2 separate regions of the Homo sapiens genome follow, and region 2 is linked to region 1. Evidence: read pairs that join two places in POLR2A ChIA-PET (ENCODE). Cell type or tissue: OCI-LY7. All regions are shown on one strand. Links, peaks and the distances in the headings refer to the core of each region. The heading gives the core; the rest is flanking DNA.

Region 1 (5,381 bases), core at 205-5,204:
CATTTTCTTTCTTTCCTTTTTTTTTTTTTTTGAGACAAAGTCTCACTCTGTTGCCCAGACTGGAGTGCAGTAGTGCGATCTCTGCTCACTGCAACCTCTGCCTCTCAGGTTCAAGTGATCATCCTGCCTCAGCCTCCTGAGTAGCTGAGATTACAGGCACCCGCCACCACATCCAACTAATTTTTGTATTTTTAGTAGAAACGGGGTTCCACCATGTTGGCCAGGCTGGTCCTGAACTCCTGACCTCAAGTGATCCACCTGCCTTGGCCTCCCAAAGTGTTGGGATTACAGGCATGAGCCAGCCTGAAATACTTCTTTTATCTGCTTTTGGAGGCTGAAATTGCTCTTCCCTGGAGGGGAGGACCTCTCACACAATGATGGGATTGCTATTCCTGGAAGAGGTAGCTCAGAAACTAGAAAACACACAGAGACATAAGAAGGCAATACCAGAGCCTTATCTGAGAGTGGGTTTTGATGGGAGTGAGGCGGGGTCGGGGGGTGGGCCAAGGACAGAGAGAAACTGGCTGTATGAAACAGGTCTGTGTGATGGGGTGAGGGAGGCATTTCATAATTAGGAAAAAAAAGAATATGAAGGGAAAGGTTATTGGAAACAAATTTGGCTGACTTTAATACTAACAGCAAGGAGAATCTGCCATGTATTGGGCTGAGCTGAGCATGTTACAGGAATTGTCTCAGTCAGTCCTCGTACCATCCTCTGAGTCAGGGGCAAGTATCACTCCCACCTACAGATGAGGAAACAGCCTTAAGTCACAGAAGCTGCTCAAGGTCACACAAGCAGTGAATGGTGCGCTGAAATTTGAAGCCCAGTAGTTCAACTCCGGAGCTCAGGCTTTTAATTACTCTGTGCTGCAGCCTTTACATGAAGTGTTTAGCCCTTCCTTAGGCTTTCTAGTAAACCAAATAAACACCTCTCTCCTTAAATCCAATCATTAAGTGATAAATCATCATCTAGATTAACCAGATTTTCTCAAAAACTGAGAATAACACCACTCCCATCTTTATTTTTCCTTCTCTGAGAAGTTTCATTTACCCGTAACAACTGACCCTAATGCAAAAGTCCTTAACTTTTGAGTGTCTTGGGAGCTTCTGGCATCCAGTGAAGTTCACAGCTTCTTCTCAAAATAATGCTTTCAAATTTATTCAATAAAATACGTAAGAATATGGAAGAAATCAATTCTATTAAAATGCAATTCTCAAATTAGTTTAAGTTTGTGGTATAATTATATAAATATTTATATTTCATTTCTTTATATTAAATCTTTAATGTCTTACATAATAAGATTTAGCATCAGGGCTAAAAACTACCATGATTTTGAAGTAGCAATGAATGTAAACGATATTTTGAGACCTCTCTCCAAACTCTAATGAGATGTAAAATATCTCTTGGCGACAGTCTCAGGGACTGCTAATACCAGTGTGGTTGTTGCCTGCTTCATAATGGCAGGAAACGTAAAGTTCAGTTACAGGTTAGTGAGAATAACAAACATTTTTTTTCCCATCCAAGTTCACAGTCCCCTGAACTGGTTTTGAACACCTGCCCGGGGGGAGGCCAAAACACTGGAGTGAGCATTGGGAGAAATGGAGATGGCAGGAAGGAGCAGGCCCACAAATTTAAATGGAATTAAATCAATAGATCTTTACTGGACACTTTTCTTGTAAAGATGCCTGAGCGGGCATTGTGGTTCACTGACTTTCTATCTCTCTGCCTTCTCAACGGCCCCAGTTCTGATCTGCATGACGCGGATTCATCCAAGAAGCCAGGGAGGGTTTCTCCTGATAAACTGGAGTTCCAGGACTCTTTCACACAAGTATTTAACAGACATTTCTTGTCCTAGGCTCAGATGTTACAAAGGTGAATGACACGATTCCAGCTTATGTCCCTGAATGATTGCTCTTAAGAACAGAGGGTATTTTGGTTGCAGGGAAGCACAAAGAAACATCCTGTAAAAGCAGCATTGCAGATTTACTTACCAAAACTATTGCTTTACCCTCTTACTTATTGCTTTTTGTTCTCACATGAATTATTTTGCTTCCGCTGGCCTCATTTGGATTTTGCTGGCCTTTTCACATGTTCTTGAGTAGAGTGATAGACTTATTTTATTTTTATTTTTTCTCGTAGCTTAAGCAATTAAGGGAGTGAGTTTTCCTTTGAGCAGAGTTTTACGTTTGGACATGTAGAGTCTCTTTAGCTCTGACATGGCCCTTTTTATTCCATTATATTTGATATATGTATTGATTAGTTCATACTTTCCATATTCTCTTTATGTATTTAAGAGTTGAAACATTGTCATTTCTTTATTTTATTATTTCCTTTTGTTTTCCATGATTTTTTTTTCTTCCAGGGTAGACTGCTCATTTTTCTTTCTGTTCCTTTGTGTCTCTCTCTCTCTCATTGTTTGATTTCTTTTCGTTTGTCATAATTCTGCATAGCTTTCCTGTTGTGATTATTTTTATTTTATTCATCTTGGACAGACCCAGCTCTGTTCCCCAGTGTGTTGACCAAATCAGGGTGACTGAATTTCCCTTATTCTACTTCCTCTTTATCTGGTTGCTTCCTCTGTTTATAGCTTCAATTAGAGAGTTGGTGCTCCACATTTCATATTGCTGGGGATGGAAGTGAGAGAACTCTTTGTAGCCATGATTGGTGGGCTGTGTCTTCGTTGTGTTATTTTTTTAAAAGTTCTATTCTGGAATTCAGTTTTGCTGGCACTGCATATCCCATCCTTGGGGGTGATGCCCAGGGTTTTGGATTATTTTTTCAACTCAGAACTACTGAGCCTTCCATTCCATCAGTGATGATCTGCTCTAGATGAGTTATTCTTAGTTTTATCTACTTTTTTTTCCCCGGTCTACATCTCTTTCTACTCTCCCACTCATTTGGTGAGAAAATTTGAAGGCTTCTGGGTAGAGTATTTTACTCTTGCTTGTGTAGATCCCCTCTCTACCTTGCTGTATCACCTAGAGACTGACTTTTGGACTATACCATTGAGCAACGTTTCCCTCTAGTTTCTTTCTGGATTAGATCAATGGCAGGCACCAATGGGACATTAGAGGATAAAGCAGAGTGAGGTGAGGATTTGTTCAGTTGAGTCCCAACTTTCCAGATCATGAGGGCTGGCAGCCCCCACCACTACTGGGCAGCTAACAGCTATAGCTGTTGGTCTCTTTGGGTCCTGGTAGCTGTTCCTCCCCTTTGCCCTCAGGCCTAGGGCTGGTGGGCTCCCTTTTTAATGACCTCAGGGCACTCCCTGTCTCTTGTTGGTTCATCTTAGCTCTAGCCATACCATTGCAAACCTGTCTTTTATTAAAGTCTCCCCTCTATTTCCTAATAGTTCCCTGACTGGTGTAGTGCTGGTCATAGCACTATACATTGCAGTAGAAGAGGGTGATCTGGAGCTCCCCACGCATATCTCTTACGAGTCACTCACCCTAGAAAAGCCAAAATCAAGTTCTTGCCTTAGTTTTCTCTTTCAATTTTGCTAAATTAATACCAGCGGGGGTTTCCCGAACACAGGTGTCACCTCGACCCCAGCCAGTGTCCAGGCTGTTTATACCATCACCAGAAGGAATTCAAGGATGAGTCAGAAAATAGTGAAAGTATGGAGATTTATTACAAAGTGAAAAATACACACTTGAGAAAGGGGAGAGCAGGCATACTCAAGAGTTGTGCACGAGGGATTTGAGGCTGCTACCTTTATGGGTTTCTCTAACCATGGGGTGGAATATTCATGAAAACTCCTGGAAAAAGGTGAAGATTTGTATGAACTGTGGGGCCACCCATTTTTACACCAAATATGGGTGTTCCTGGAACTGTCATGGTGCTGTTGAGTATGTGATTGAGTATGTTAACGAGCATAAAATGAGGTCCTAAGTGAAACCTAGGTCAAATCCAGCACCATGTTGGGTCCAGTCAGTCTTAGCCAGCTTGGTTCACACCCTGTTTTTCAGGGATTTATCAGTCCCTAGATTCTGTGTCTATTTCAACAGTTTCCTTTTGCTAGTCATGTGAAACTGCTGCCTGGAATTTTCTGTTCTCCTGCAACCACTCTGTATTATTCCACTCTCAAAATCATTTTTTCTTTTTAGAAATATTAGCTTTGGGAGGTTATTTTTTCAAACATTTTCTTGTCTTCTTTCCAGTCAGTGAAAAACAAAATGGCAAATTCTGGCAGTTTCTCCCATTTCTGGTATGTCATTATCCATCGTGGTGGGAAGAAACTTTTAATCCATAAGGGAACCTTTAGTTTGTTCCTCTACGATGTCTACCTCCCACAACCAGTGTGCTTCCATCACAGTGAGGGGTATTCGCATGATTTTTTTTCAGCATTTTATCTACTCCCTTTCTTCATGGTGCCACTTTTAAAGGGTGGAGTTGGAACCATTTTCCATCATATGTGTATGAGATTGTGCTCCTTCCTTAATTTGAAAACAGCCTTGGATTTTATCTATCACATCTATTTGTATACCTATATAACTTATTGTTGCTTACTTCATAAGGTTTAATGATATATCTCTCTCTATATATTCCCTAGAAAACCATTGTGTGTATGTTTGTGTGTGTGTGTGCGTGTGTGTGTGTGTGTGTGTGTGTGTGTGTGTGTATAGAGAAGATAACTATGGGAAGATTAATATGTTGGAAGGATTAGTGGCCAGAAAGAATGGGATCAGAGAGACCAATTAAGAGGTAGTAAAAGTACAAAGGAAGACATGAATGGAGTGAAGGTCTTAAAGTGCTACTGGAGAAAAGGAAGGAAGAGTAGGAGGGGATGATGGTGACATTTGGAGGTTGGATGACTGGCAATTCAGGAGCAGGGACTGGCTTAGGAGGCAGATAAGATGTTTATTATTATATATGTTGATTTTGAGGTACTGATAAAATATTTAGATATATCCAGCAAGTGGTTAGAAATATTAATTACAAGTTTAGGAGAAAATTGGAAATTAGAGAGACTTGGCTACCATTCACTTTGAACTATCACAAAGACCAGATCATCAAATTAGACTCACAAATTAGAGCTCTTACTCAGTATCAAACTTCACTAATAATGTCAAGTCTAAAGAAATTAAGAAGTTTGGTAAAGCAGGAATGGTCTGAAGATAATTCATTGTCCCCATAGCTCCTCCTTTCCCACATTCAATATGGTCCTTGACCCAAAACAAATGATGAGGTCTCTATATGCAATTTTCAGTCACCTCACTAGGTGGGGAATATTTAGGTTATGAAACATTTCCTTTTTTCCCCTTTAAACACAGATCATTATAGGGATTTTGTGACTTTTTAAAAAGCAGTCATGAGTCATGAATCCATAGATTCTAGTTTTATTTTACATAAGTAATCCTGAATAGGGATATTTTGCTAA
Region 2 (5,381 bases), core at 73-5,072, 73 kb before region 1:
TTTTTCAGCAAATAATTTCCCGCATCTTCACTCTTCATCTTCCCACCCTCTTCTGGACAACTCCTGACATTCTGTGATATTCAGCATTCACCATAAACATTGCATGATTCAGTTCTCCTTGATATCTTGGTGCTTGGACTCTTCACTGTTGGCATCATTAGGTCAGCAGGTGAACACTCAGGATTGTTTCTCTTCTGTTAGTAGAGCACCAAAAGGTAAGAAGCCAGGAGGCTTTCTCCCCATGGTTCTCATCACTGGATAAGAAATGTGGGTTGAAGAACATGAGCTAATTAGGACTCCAGACAACCTCTGCCCCCCTTACCTCAGTGCTTAAGTGGGAGGACCAGAATCTTCCTAATTGTGTTAGTGCTAGCTTAAGGAAAGTATATCATTGTAATTCATCTCTTTTATTTTGAAAGAGAAATTTGTTGTTCCAAAACTGAGATTAAGCAAACTGTGTGCCCAGCACCCTTAATTCCATGCTGATAAAAGTCACTTTCCTTTGACAATGTTGATTACTAAGAGCTAACTGACAGAAGATAAAATCATGTTGCTTGCTAGGTCTAATTAATAGCCACAGATCAATCTGCCTGTTATTCTTAGATATAGCACTTGTTATTTTTAATTAATGGTTGACATCTCAAAATGGCATTAGTCGTCCATACCTAAATATTAACACATGCCTCCTGCTAAGGAGATGTCCGTTTTTTGACTTAGCAGGCTTACTGGCCTGTGAAATAAACAGCTGTCTGGAATTAGCAGTCTGGATGTTTATGTAGATATTCCCTAAGGAAGGATACATGTTTGTTTTCCCCAAACTTTTCTTTCAAACTAGCACACTGACTATTGTCCTCCTAAACCAATAAAAGTCATTAGCACTTCACCTTAGAAGTGTTAACGAAATAGTGAGATCAAGCCTGTTGGAGTGACAGTGTCGAGTTAATGACATTCCCTGCATCTCTCAACACGACATTACACCAACAGGAGCCACCATTGGTTCATTTTATTCTTTTTAATTTAATTTAATTATTATTATTTTTTAAGACAGGGTCTGGCTCTGTCACCTAAGCCAGAGGGCAATGGTACAATCACCATTGACTGCAGTCTCAAATTCCTGGGCTCAAGCAATCCTCCCGCCTCAGCTTCCCAAGCAGCTGGGACTACAGGCATGCCCCACCATGTCCAGGTAATTAAAAAAAAATTTTTTTTTTTTTGTAGACATGGGGTTTCCCTGTGTTGCCTAGACTGGTCTCAAACTCCTGGGATTAAGGGATCCTGCCCCCTTGGCCTCCCAAAGTACTGGGATTACAGGCATGAGCCATCGCACCCCACCTACTTGGTTCATTTTAAAGAAGAACATTTGTGTTTCCCTTGGTGGAGACCCTGGGGAGCTGCCTCACTGGCTGATTCCTTCTCTGGGGACAGTGCCGGCGCACAGAAGAGAGCCTCCAGGGGCCACGGCCCAGGCACATGACCTTACCCTTCTGACCTCAGCAACTGGTTTGGGGTGACCCCTTACGCTAGCAGGGCCAGTCGGGTGCTTTTTCTAGGGTTTTTTTTTTTTTTTTTTTGAGTAGATAAGGACAGGGACAAGGAGCGCCTCGTATCAGAGGCGCTCTCTACCACAGCACTCTGGAGAGCAGGTCCCCAGGCCTCCATTGCTGAGGCCTCAGAGCTGTCTGGTTCTCTGGCTGGTCAACTCTTCCTTTCATCAAACGACCCCAGCAGCTCTTCATATTTTCCTTAAGCTAGTCAGTCCTGTCTGTTACATACAGCATAAGGAGAAACAAACCAACTTTTAGTTATTACACTAGAGTTTAAATTAAGATTAAGCTATGTAATGAACACTATGGTGTCAATTAAGCAAATTTTGGTCATTGCTTGTTATGATCTTTCTTTTCCTTTCTCCAAAAGTTAGTAAGTAAGGAGTCAGGCTGACAGAAATGTTGCAAAGTTAATGTTTGTCTTTTAAAAGTTTGACAACGCTGTAACATGAAATTCTGGCATTTTGCCAAGTAATGAGTCTTATTTTGTTACACAGGTGCTATGTAAATGCATCCTGACTAAAAAAAAATGTTCTTCACATTTTCGGGGGGAATAAAAAAATGTTCTTCAGATCTTTGGACCACAGAGTGCAAAGTGTTGCACCAACATATATTAGCTTATTATTAGAGAGTTAAGTATAGCTTTAAACTGCAGCAGCTGGGAATGGAGTTTTAGGTTTAACACACATTATAGGTAAAGAAATAACAACACCAAAGCTGGGAAGCAGAGCAAGGGCCACACAGGTCACACCGCCTGGCAGGCTGAGGAACGCCTTTGCCTTTCCTCAAGGTTGTCCTTGGCAGCTCCTACAGCATGAGAGGGACAGAAGAGGCAGAGCGGCCTGGGACCTTCCCAGGGACTGGAGGCAGGACGCACTGCCTACCCACCACTTCCTACACTGGCTCCATCAGGAGAAACAGGGCTGAAGACAAGGTTGGAGGTAACTTTGCAGAGGAGAAGCCACAGGCAGAACTCTCAGAACATGGGGTAGAAGCAGGCTGGGTGCAGCGGCTTACACCTGTAATTCCAGCATTTTGGGAGGCTGAGGCGGGTGGATCACTTGAGGTCAGGAGTTCAAGACCAGCCTGTTCACCAACATGGCGAAATCCCGTCTCTACTAAAAATACGAAAGTTAGCTGGGTGTGGTGGTGCCCGCTTTAATCCCAGCTATTTGGGAAGCTGAGACAGGAGGATCACTTGAACCCAAAAGATGGAAGTTGCCATGAGCAGAGAAGATTGTGCTGCTTCACTCCATCTTGAGCAACAGAGCAAGACCCCGATTCAAAAAAAAAAAAAAAAAAGGGGGCAGTAGAAGCAGAGAGGGGCAACCTTTGTCCTGGTCAGTGGGGTGGGGCTGTCAGCTGAACACTCAGGAGCCTCATATCTTTGTGTGACCTCTCACACTCTAACATCGTCTTCTAAGTCACTGAATGGCTCCCAATGCTGCAAAGGAAGGAAAGCAAACAATTGGTATTTGGGAGCTCTGGGCAATAGGGGACAGCTCAGCTCCAGCCTGTTTGAATTTGTTAACTCATTTTCAGCACAGGACATGATCTGTGCCTTTGTGATCTGTGACCATTAAACACCAATGCTACGAAGTTGTACTGGCCTATGTAACTCCTAGCATCCTCTCATTTGTTCAACAAATAAATACTTACTGAGCTCCCACTTAGTGCCAAGCTCTGCTCCAGGCACTGGGGTGACAGAAATCCAGGCCATCCAGGAACTTCCTTCTAGTGTATGAATTTGTTCCACATCACACTACTTGATTTGTTCAAACCAAGATCTAAAGTCATGTTTGTGGGAGGATGGTTGGTTGTCTTTCTGCTGCCTGGCAACTTTTGTTTTTCAACACTGCCATGTACACAAATGCATTAACTAATCTCTTGGGCAAGGATCCAAGATTCAGAATAGCAAAGTTGGGCTTTTATGGGGTAAACAGCCCAAAGACAGGCAGAAATGAAGTTCTCAAGCAGATGAGACAAGTGAGCATGGAAGACAAGGCTAGTGTTCTCTATACGCAGGGGCCAGCTCTTCTCATGTCTTCTTTCTTGACCTGTCGACAGCCTGATAATACCTGAAGCTGAACTTGGGAGTCAGCTCAGAGCTGTGTAGGCTACAAAAGACTCCGTTAGCTCCTCCTTACTTAAGATGTATTTCTCTTAAATAGCTAATTGCAAAGTGTCTGATACTCATTTTATTTTTTCTTTTCCATCGTCCTCAATTTTAAAACACGTTCAGGGAAAGATCACAATTCTTAAAGAATTCCACCTTCCCTCTCAGGAAGAGCAAATTGAGGACTGGAAGTCAGATGGGTTTGGGTAGCACTAGGCTGAGAGTTCCAGCCAGAATACAAGCTTGAAACTTTGGCCTCCAATAGATAAGGTGGTTTACATTATTTCTCCCATTTGCTTTAATTTCCAGAATCCAAAGTATTTCTTTCTTCTACAACAACAGTTTTAGTACTGTGAAAGGCAATGCAATTTACCATTAAATGCCAATGGAAATGCCATGTCATTACCCAGTATGGTGCAGTGCTTCATGACCTTCAGTTCTGATGATTAAACTTTGCAAGATAGGCAAATAAGTATGTCAACACATGCCGGCATCTTCCTATGCCTACAAACACTCTGCTGCTCTGTGGATTTACATTCCTGCCTCATTCCATTAAGGAACCAAGGCAGCTTACAGAAATACACAAGATGAAAAAGAAATAGATGGAGAATTGAACACAAAAGCAGAATAGAAAGCTTAAGCCAGGGATGAAGTTAATTCACAAGAATGTACAGAAAAGCATAGCTCATATACTGGTTTATAGAGGAGCAAATCCAGCTCTCAGTCTTCCCAAACAAGGGGGAAAGTCAGTTGTAAAATTCACAGGGTCCATAAATTTTAAAATAATAATATGCTTTATTTGGGGAAAGCATCGTTTTAATTGGTAAAGAGAAAATAAAATTAACTGTAGCCCATGCCTACAGCATACCAAGGAGACAGAGAATGCTGTGAACTTCAGTTTATATGTAACAGGCAATGAATACATGAGGCCACCAGACTCAGCTTCTGAGCCCAAGTCAGACCTGATACTCAATGGAGGTGACGTGGAAAAGAGAGTGCAGCCAGGTCCCACCGAGGGGCAGATCACAGATAACTTCCATCAGAGTTCGCCCAAAGAAGGAGCTGACTCCACCCTTGCCAAAAATGTTAACCTGAATCTAATTAAGCCTTTAAACCTAACTCCCAGGATACATGTAAAAATGGTAAAAAGTAGCAAGTTGAAGAGGCAAGGGGATTTACCCTCACTCTCCTAACAATGGCCTCCAACCCTCATATCTTACCATGAGGAAGGGAGTTTTATGTTGGAGGAGGCTGGAACTGGGGCAAGGCTGGATACTGCTGTACTGGAGGTTCCTGTCACCCATGTGAGATAAGCTTGGGTGACACATTGCTCACCTCAGTGTAGCTCTTTGGGTAACAGAGTCTCTTGAGTGTCCACCAACAGAGAGACTTTCTCTTAAGTGAGCCCCAGATTCCCAGTGCCCAGACTCCTGAGAGTGGGTTCTGTTCTGGCCTATAAAAGAAATTAGGAAATTGGAGATGGAAGAAAGGGAAGGAAGTAGGGGATTGTCCAGAGGTCAAGAGATGTCATTCTCCTCTAAAGTATCCTCAACAGATTTCAGTTGCCAACAGCAATCTTTCCCAAATGGAATTCTGATTCTATAGATATTTATAGGTGAGGCTTAAAAAGGGTACCATGATGAAATTAATTTTGAAATGCGGAATTAAATGGGTTTGTTGCTTTGAGACTTGACATAGCCTTGCATAAGCAAATGTGTCCT

Evidence for each region. Peaks named below come from ENCODE experiments on the same cell type or tissue, not always from the same donor. Only the 100,000 strongest peaks of a DNase experiment are listed, where the experiment ranks them.
Region 2: POLR2A ChIA-PET joins it to region 1 with 5 read pairs; 2 of 35 experiments call an interaction of 5 or more read pairs at or near these places.

Annotation. Positions count from the first base shown.
Region 1 is chr2:68,660,106-68,665,486 of GRCh38, forward strand. No RefSeq gene overlaps it. Among named protein-coding and RNA genes, the nearest start is that of PROKR1, 19 kb to the left of the region's middle. In OCI-LY7, for the core only: no CTCF peak of the experiment used is centred there; a DNase peak (open chromatin) is centred at 2,556.
Region 2 is chr2:68,586,764-68,592,144 of GRCh38, forward strand. No RefSeq gene overlaps it. Among named protein-coding and RNA genes, the nearest start is that of PROKR1, 54 kb to the right of the region's middle. In OCI-LY7, for the core only: no CTCF peak of the experiment used is centred there; no DNase peak of the experiment used is centred there.